Linked DNA regions of Homo sapiens: region 2 is linked to region 1. A link is a loop called in an ENCODE intact Hi-C map of the cell type or tissue named here. Cell type or tissue: PC-9. All regions are shown on one strand.

What was found. Peaks named below come from ENCODE experiments on the same cell type or tissue, not always from the same donor. Only the 100,000 strongest peaks of a DNase experiment are listed, where the experiment ranks them.
Region 2: a loop joins it to region 1, with 13 times the contacts of the local background. A loop is called at or near these places in 1 of 110 quality-filtered maps.

The regions. Positions count from the first base shown.
Region 1 is chr7:143,001,678-143,005,677 of GRCh38, forward strand. No RefSeq gene overlaps it. Among named protein-coding and RNA genes, the nearest start is that of OR9A2, 23 kb to the right of the region's middle. In PC-9, CTCF peaks have their summits at 607 (motif pointing left), 1,962 (motif pointing left) and 2,178; no DNase peak of the experiment used is centred here; H3K4me3 peaks cover 624 bases.
Region 2 is chr7:142,494,297-142,498,296 of GRCh38, forward strand. It overlaps TRB. Among named protein-coding and RNA genes, the nearest start is that of MIR11400, 22 kb to the left of the region's middle. In PC-9, CTCF peaks have their summits at 2,388 (motif pointing right), 2,591 and 3,832; a DNase peak (open chromatin) is centred at 2,635; H3K4me3 peaks cover 398 bases; H3K27ac peaks cover 1,853 bases.

The DNA of each region.
Region 1 (4,000 bases):
TTTTGTGTCTTTCAGGAGCATTTTTTTAAATGTCAATCTAGTTTAAATGTAAATCTTTACTTGTTAAGCTTATTCCTAATAATGTTATATTTCTTTGCTTTTGCTTTTGTAAATGAGGTTCTTTCCTTCCATTATATTTTCTAACTTAATGTGTTTTATATGTGAAGTCTTTTGACTCTCAATATAAATTTTGTGCCCAGCCACATTGGTTTTTTACTTTATTTTGTTGAGATTTCCAGATAAACAAATTATTTAAAATTCATGTTAATCTTTTTTTCTCCTCCTTTTTAACATCTTGGCCCTGCATTTTTTTTCTCTTGTCTAATTGCATAGGCTAACATGCCAGAAATTTTAATTAGTTTACATAGAGATGCAGTACATAAATTTAAATTGAAGATCTGTCATTACATAAGACAAAGGGTATGTGTGTTATTATTTATTTTAGATTGGTCCATCCTCTCACCAGGAGCTCAGGCAGCTGTTAAACTCTGGAAAGAGGGCCTAAAAAAGATAGGGGTATGGATAATGGAAGCCCTGCATAAATTCTAAGCAAAGTGGCAGAAAGCACTTTCTAACCCACCATCCTGCCTCGAGGGAGGGCAAAGACTGATGTTAATGTCTTTGCTGACCTCTTCTGGCAAATCTGAAGTTAGCCAGAAGATGGAAGATTTGATTGGTTATTTTTTTCACTTCGATTTCATATGATCACAAAGTCCCTGGGTTTGCCTGATTCGCCTGTTTGAAAAGATTTTTCAATATCCCAGAAGTTGTTTTTAAAGTCCACACTTTCTTTAACCTCTCAGTATTCTTCTTTTCTTCCTCCTCTTTTATAAAATATTCAAAGCTTTATCTCCCTTCCTTCTCTCACATTTTTGGCTGTTCAAATATCTCTTATCCACCATTATCTTCCCCAATTGACTTTATTTCTGAGCTCCAAATTCATGCAGTCCTTGGAAACAGGGCAAATAAATGGGAAGTCAGTTTGCATGTGAAAACTGATCAGCTTGGCTGGAACAGTTTCAGTGGACAGTGGCAAGGAGAATCCAACTTGCTGCGGATTAAAAAAAAATGCATGGGAAGTATGGAAATAATAACAGTGGGTATGTACTTGTATTTCAAAAGCTTTGCAGGAAAGGAGATATAAGATTGGATGGTAACGTAATGGTTAAACAAGGATAAGAAAAGGGCATTCGTTCATTCATTCACTCATTGTTTAGGGTGTGCAGTGGCCCTGCAAATGCCCCTCTCACATCTCTAACGACAGGGAGCATAGCTGACTGGCAGCCCTAGCTGCTATGCTCCAAAATCCTTCTCATGTCTTAGTTAGGTCATGCTTCCCACAGACTGCTCCTAGCTAATGACTGTGGCTGGCAGGGAGCCACTCAGGTAAGCAATGTAAACTCAAGAAGAACTCGGTGCACTTGTTGGACTTTGTTAGAGCTGCACTGCAATCGCAGACTCTTCCACTCAGTCTTCCCACCTTGACTCTCTCCTTCATAATGCTCACGCCCCCATCACTATCTGATGGCTCTCGCTGCCTTCCCAATGCCAGGCTTCTTCCTTCTTCTCCCTCTGTATTTTCCCAAAGAAATTGCTCAGACTTCTGATCCTGCTGGGTGTCTCCTTCTTGGAAGACTCAGCCTACCACAGAGTGGAATAGCCTGGAGCAGGTTTGTAGGGTAAGAGTAGAGGTGAGAAAAGAGTGCTTTACTTCCCATTTCTCAATTGCAGATTTCTTCCCAAATTTTCTAGTCTTTGTCTGTCTGCCAGACTGGTGTGCTGCTGTCTTGCTACACCTTCCCGTCTTTGCATTTTCCTGATGTGACCCTTTACCTTGTCCCAATTCTGAACTTTCTATCTAGCTTTCAACCTAGGTAGACCAAAGGCATCTGAGCAACATCGGTGTACTCCGAGGAAGGCAGCCATCTTCTCCTAGGGTTTTGTTTCGGCTGCTGAAATATTGCCCTCTTGTGGTTGCCTCTATAATGACATATGAAAATTAACATTTTCATATGTCATAGAATTTCAAGGCCACAAGAAATAGGCATTTAGTACCAAAATAATTTAAAGAAGTGCCAGACACAGATCTGTAAGACATTAAAAATGCCATGACAATCCATTGGCCTTTGTTTCACCAGCAACCCATGCTATAAAGAAAAAGAGTGTTTACTAGAGGGAGGAAATTCACGGGAGTAGAGTTTTATAGCTCCTTCTCCCACATGCCCTAGGCAAGGAAAGGCCGTCTCCAAGAGGCTTAGGTCCTTTACTTATCCTATAGAAGTTAGGTCTGTTTCTTAGCCACTTCCTGGTTGAACACAAAGTCCCAGAAGACCCACCCTGGTGCCCCTAGGGGAGTGACATGGTGAGAGAAACTCAGGAAGCAATGTAGCCAAACCCAGGTTCAGCTGCTCACTGCTCAAAAGCCCAGCATGAGACACGAATTGGTGGGAGGAAAAGCATGTTCATTCGGAGAGCCAGCAAACCGAGACGATGATGGAATTGCATCTTAAAGTACCATCTTAAGTCGGTACAAATTGTACCCTTTTTATGTTAATGCTGGAGGAGGAGGAGGGGGTTGGGATGGAGAGGTGACCAATGACCTCAGACATCCGGGCACCAGCGAGGGTCTGAGGAGGCGGGGAACTTTCTTGTCTTCGGTCAGGTCATGATGCTCCTATAAATCTTTAACAAAACTTCATGCAATTGTTTACATAAGTCTCCTTTAATCCCAGAGTTAGTTTTTAAAACTACATGATTGCCGTTTTTGCGTAATATCTCAGTGCTCTAAAATTATCCTAGCCTACATGCAGGCATGGGTAAAGGTCCCTGAAACAAAAATGGAGTTAGTTATGTTAGTTCTCTTGCTGTTTCACTGTTACAGCAATGAACACCTACCTTCAGAGTCTGAGAGAGCAAAGAGTCCTCTTGCCTTATTAGTGGGAAGTTATGATAGCAAGCTGGTATTCCTATCATTGATAGGGCAAAAGGGGCCACGTGGATGCCATGGGAATGATGAACCTTGGTGAAGGTTCCTGGCCCAAAAGTGGTACCTCCTCAAATGAGACCCCAGCACTGAGAGGCTGTAAGTTTAACAAGCACAGGAATTGAAGGGGATCACAAGGCAATGTGAAATGCAGGTGTTCCTACAAGGTATCTAAAGAATCCACAAATGCACCCAGTAAGAAAGATACCGTTTGGATGCTTGCCCCGCAAAAGGGCATCAGCAGCTAGGGATGGGACAAACAGCTCCAGGCAAGTGAAGAGACATCATCCCCTTCCCCTTGACCTCCTCTTCCCTGTCTTAATACCATAGGATCCAGGCAAAGATGGGGGATTGGAGTAGATGAGTAAGGAGGAGTGAAAAGAGCAAACCATTTCTGCTCTCCACCTGCAGGTCTCTAAATAGCCAGTCAGCTCTGATCAGTGGAAAAGAAGTTCTTTAAATTGGATTCAATATTGAAGTTCTAATATAGATTGAAAAGCACAGTTTAACACCTGATAATGGGTCTTCATGAACACTATGAAGGCATTTTTAAGCAAAGCAAGGAAAATTACAGGATCTGCCCTAAATGTGACAGGGGAAGGACAGGGAGATCTGATGGAGCCTGTTGGAGGCAAAGAGAGAGGGAAAAATAAGGTTTTGTCCTATTTCTATCCCATTGAATTTAGCACATTTAATAAATCGACTACACACACCTTAAAACGTCCTTACATAATACAGGATGAATGAAAAGGTTCTGCCAATGAAGTGAATTGAAGTATTGTCAGGGCCCTTTAAGGGAACCCTATATCTTATTCCTAGTTCATGTCACTCCTCTTTAGGGACAAGGATCTTCCAGTGCCTGGGGCTTCTCTAATTTTGTGGACGTCAAATTGTGTAACCCTTATAACCCTTACAGATTCCTGTATTCCCTAAGGCCACTCTTAAGGAGCTCATACAGGGAACAGACAGATTTCTTCTTCTCTTGATCTCAAAAAGCATTGCTCGTGATCGTTTTTG
Region 2 (4,000 bases), 510 kb before region 1:
TAACTCTTTGCTCTGTGATCTCGGCAGCTTCAGAGGACTCAGAAATCCTTTCTCTGCACAAACATCCCTTTGTCCATTCCAAGATTCAGGATCACACACTGATCCTATCATGAAAACAATGAGGTGTGCTATAGTTGCTGTGGCCTCATTTTTAGTGTGTTGAGCAGGAAGCATTGAAGAACTTTGAAAGCTTTGCTCTTGAGTCTAGGGATGTGCTGGAGCCAGCTTGAATGACTCAGAAGAACCAAATAGGCATACTACTCTTCCCAGCTCCCCTTTCAGTGAAGCCATGTTGGCTGCTTGAAGTCTGTCATGGTGGGTATGCTGGTACACCACAAATTGGGAAATGCTACCAGCCATGCCCCCACCTTCACAGACACCCAGTATAGCAGCATATCCCTGGGGTATTTTCTGATGTCCCTGTTATGCCATTTCTTGTGGGGCCAAAAGGGCTCAGAATTCACCTCCCCTCTACTCCTGCTCTGAGAAGCCATCATCTAAGTGGGCCTCAATTGTACCTATTTCTATTCGACCTCTAAATTCTCTTGCTCTGTAGCTCTGTGTCTCCTACAAGCATGCCAGTCTGGAACATGACAACTATTTTGAATGTAACTAAAGGTATCACTGAACCAGTTCATTATTTGCAAATTATCTTTCCTTGCATGGAATATTCAGATGCTGGAGTCATTGGGAACAGAGATGGCCAAGCAGCAACTCTGGGTTGTGAACCACATACAGCCCCGCTATTCTTCTATGTCACCGACAGACCCTGAAACAAGGACTATTTTGCTTTGGAGACTAAGCAGCTCCCCACCAGTCAGGAATGACTCTGCTTTTACTTTAGGCTGAGAGGTCAGAAGGATCATGCCCTCAGTATTCTCCTCTCCAAGACAGAGTGTGGCCACTCTCCATCTCAGTCCCTGGAAGTTGTCCAGAGTTCCCTGAGAATCCCTGCTCTGGGACAGAATCACCAAGGCTCATCCTCACCAGCTCCCAACAGGCTCCAGCAGGGCTTTCCTGCCAGGTGCAGGGCACAGGAATGGCTCTGCCTGTCTCTTAGTTAGAGGGAGGCCATGCAATGATGTTTGTATAAGAGGGACTGGGATTCTGGGTCTCCATTAAAGTATTTGATAACATTTTCTTTGTTTTTGTTTTATTTGGCCATCTCACCAATTAGGACAGCAATCCCTTTACAGTTATATTGTTCTTGGCACTTGGGAAGGTTTTTGTGGTTAAGTCACATTAAGAAATTGTGCCTTTTTTTCCTGTTCAGATATAACCCAAGGCAGTGAAAGAAACAACAATAATTTTGAAAGCAGTTACTTATGCATCCTATGATAAAGGTGTTAAGTTTCATTGCCCACATCTAACTTTCAGTCTAGTGGAAATGAAAAGTCACAGTTAGGGGGCATGTGAGCATGCCCTGAGAGAGGCCGATGCCAATTGAGAAGTCTGTGCCAATCCCCAATACTGTGAGATTGAAGGGGAGGGAGAGATGACCTCTCTTTCAGACCATGCTCAACAAGGAGGGAGAGGGATTTTCATCCATGGGAAGCTGAGGAGGAGCAAATCCCAGGGTCCTCTAACTCAGGGTGCGGGAACAAATCCTTGGAGAGGAAAATGGTCCAGTTCAGCTGTCACAGGAGACAGGAGAAAGCACAGTTATCTAATCCACAGTCCCCTGGCTGATTTGCTTCCTTATGATGCTATTTTGTACCAGCATGTCCTCATCTCCCGCTGCTCCTCTGCCTGTTTCAGAATCATCTCTTCCGTGTTTGGTGCTCAGATCAGTGGATGTGCATTGTACAAGCTGATCATTTCCTGTAGCAGCCCCTTTGCTAGTCTTAGCTATATCCATCCTTAGTTTCTACATTAGGTACTGCTCCCTCCACCATTGCTTATTGCCTTGTAAGAGGTTTCATTTTATATATTTCAATTTTACTTTTTATTAATAGACATTTGACTTCATCTTTTGCTGATCTATACTTTTGGGGTAACATTGTCATTTTAGGAGGATGTGTTTGTTTATCTTTAGTGATTCACATTAAATAATCTCTTTATACCTCAACGTCTGTGTTTTCTTACTATTTAAAACCAAATATTATTTTCTTTCATTCCTCTCCTTCTATTCCTCTTTCTTTAGATGGTAGTTTAAGGGAGAAAAAGTTAAACTATAACTGGAGATATTTGTTAAGAGTTTTTCAGAATGACGGTGGGATATTAAGATTTTGGTAACTGAAAGCAATAGTCAGGGTTAGAACTAGTGTTGGTATGATGATTTAGGGAAGCTGCTCATAACACCTGCGGGACGGCACTTGTGGAATATTCTGCCGGCTCACTCAGCAGACACTTCCCAGCGGAAGAAATAATGATGAAACTTCACTTATTGGCCACAAGATGGCACTATGGTCCACTGGGCTCTGGGGAGTCTGGGCGAGCAGTCTAGGAGGGAAAGGGTTAAGAAAAATTAGGGCTTGGATCCCATATTATGCAGATGTTGCAGCAGTTTTCAGTTATTGCTAGGCTACCTACAGCTATGCAAGAGGCGGGAAGTCCCTGTAATCTTTAGTGACATCTACAGTTGAAGAATTTTTGCCTTCGTATCAGGGGCGGGTGCAGAGGAGCAAATGCCTCAGAGGAACATTGGAAATTGTCTGACCAGGCAACAGCTTTAACCTGCTTGAGTGATCTGGGATTCTGCAAGTTCATAAGTCTTACTGATAACATCACCTTGGCTGAGATTCCATTGGACACCAAGTATGTGTTCTCTGGAGGGCAAAAAATATTGAGAAGTTCTAAAACACCTAAGTAAACAGACTACTGAAGGAAAATGTTAGTAGACACATCAAACTGTGCTGTTAGAGCTGAATATAATTGACTAGAAGAATTATCAAAAATAGACTATAAATAAGTCACTACTAAAGTATTTGTGGGCATAGAACAGTGTTTGAGTCTTCTCAGGGTAGATTAAGGAAGAAATTCAGCTATTATCCTCATGACCTTGGCTTGGATGAAAATGCATGGACTCCTCAATTTATTTTCTTGTAAAATGTTACAGAATAATATTGAGCAAACATTTTATTTTTCTCCAGCCTCTATCCCTCTTTAGCACTTACAGGTAGAGCAGACACCTAGACGCAAGGTTTTTTAGTTGGGATCCATTAACTGCAGGACTGGAGATCCACAGCTGGGCTTTACAGGGATTGCAAACCCCACATGCAGGGAACCCCGTGTGTCTGCGCTGTGCCCAACTCCCCTCTGTGAGGCTGCCAAAGGCGGAGGGCCGGGTGTCCCAGGACCCCACTCACAAAGAGGGGAGCAGGCTGCTTGCTGGGCAAAAAAATCACTTCACCAATTGGCCAATCTGTTGAAAGCCAAAAAGAAATGAAAGTCTCAATTGTGAGACTGATGAATGCCCAATTTCCCAAGTTATGAAACGGATAGCAGCTCATGGTTCTCAGAATGATTTCAACAGCATATGAAGATATTTTTAGAGAGCTTTTGTTTGTCTACAGCTTTCCTTGATATTGATCCTCACTTGTTTTTCAGCCCACTCATCACTTGAGCTTATTTTGTGGCCAAATTTCAATGTTGTCTATTTCAGTCACTGAGCACTTCTCACATTCTCCAAATCTTACACAGCTATGTGTGTTCCTGTCTTTTCTTCTTTTTGTGTGATTCATTTTTAAATTGGGCTGTGCAGAATACAAGCATACATTTGTAAATGACTCCCATCTTTTATGCAATTTAGCTGTTTAATTTTTAGTAATACTTTTTATTAAGGTATAATTAATAGAGAGTAAAACACAAATATTAATAGAAGGACATCCTGGTACATTTTGACAAATGCATACGCCAGTGCAATAGTAACTGAAATGATTATAAAAAAAATTTCCGTCACTCAAGAAAGTGTCATCATGCTCCTTTCTAATCAATTTCTATCCCAGGGATAAAAACTTTTCTATGTGTATCACTGTTGAGTAGCTTTGTCTATTCTTGA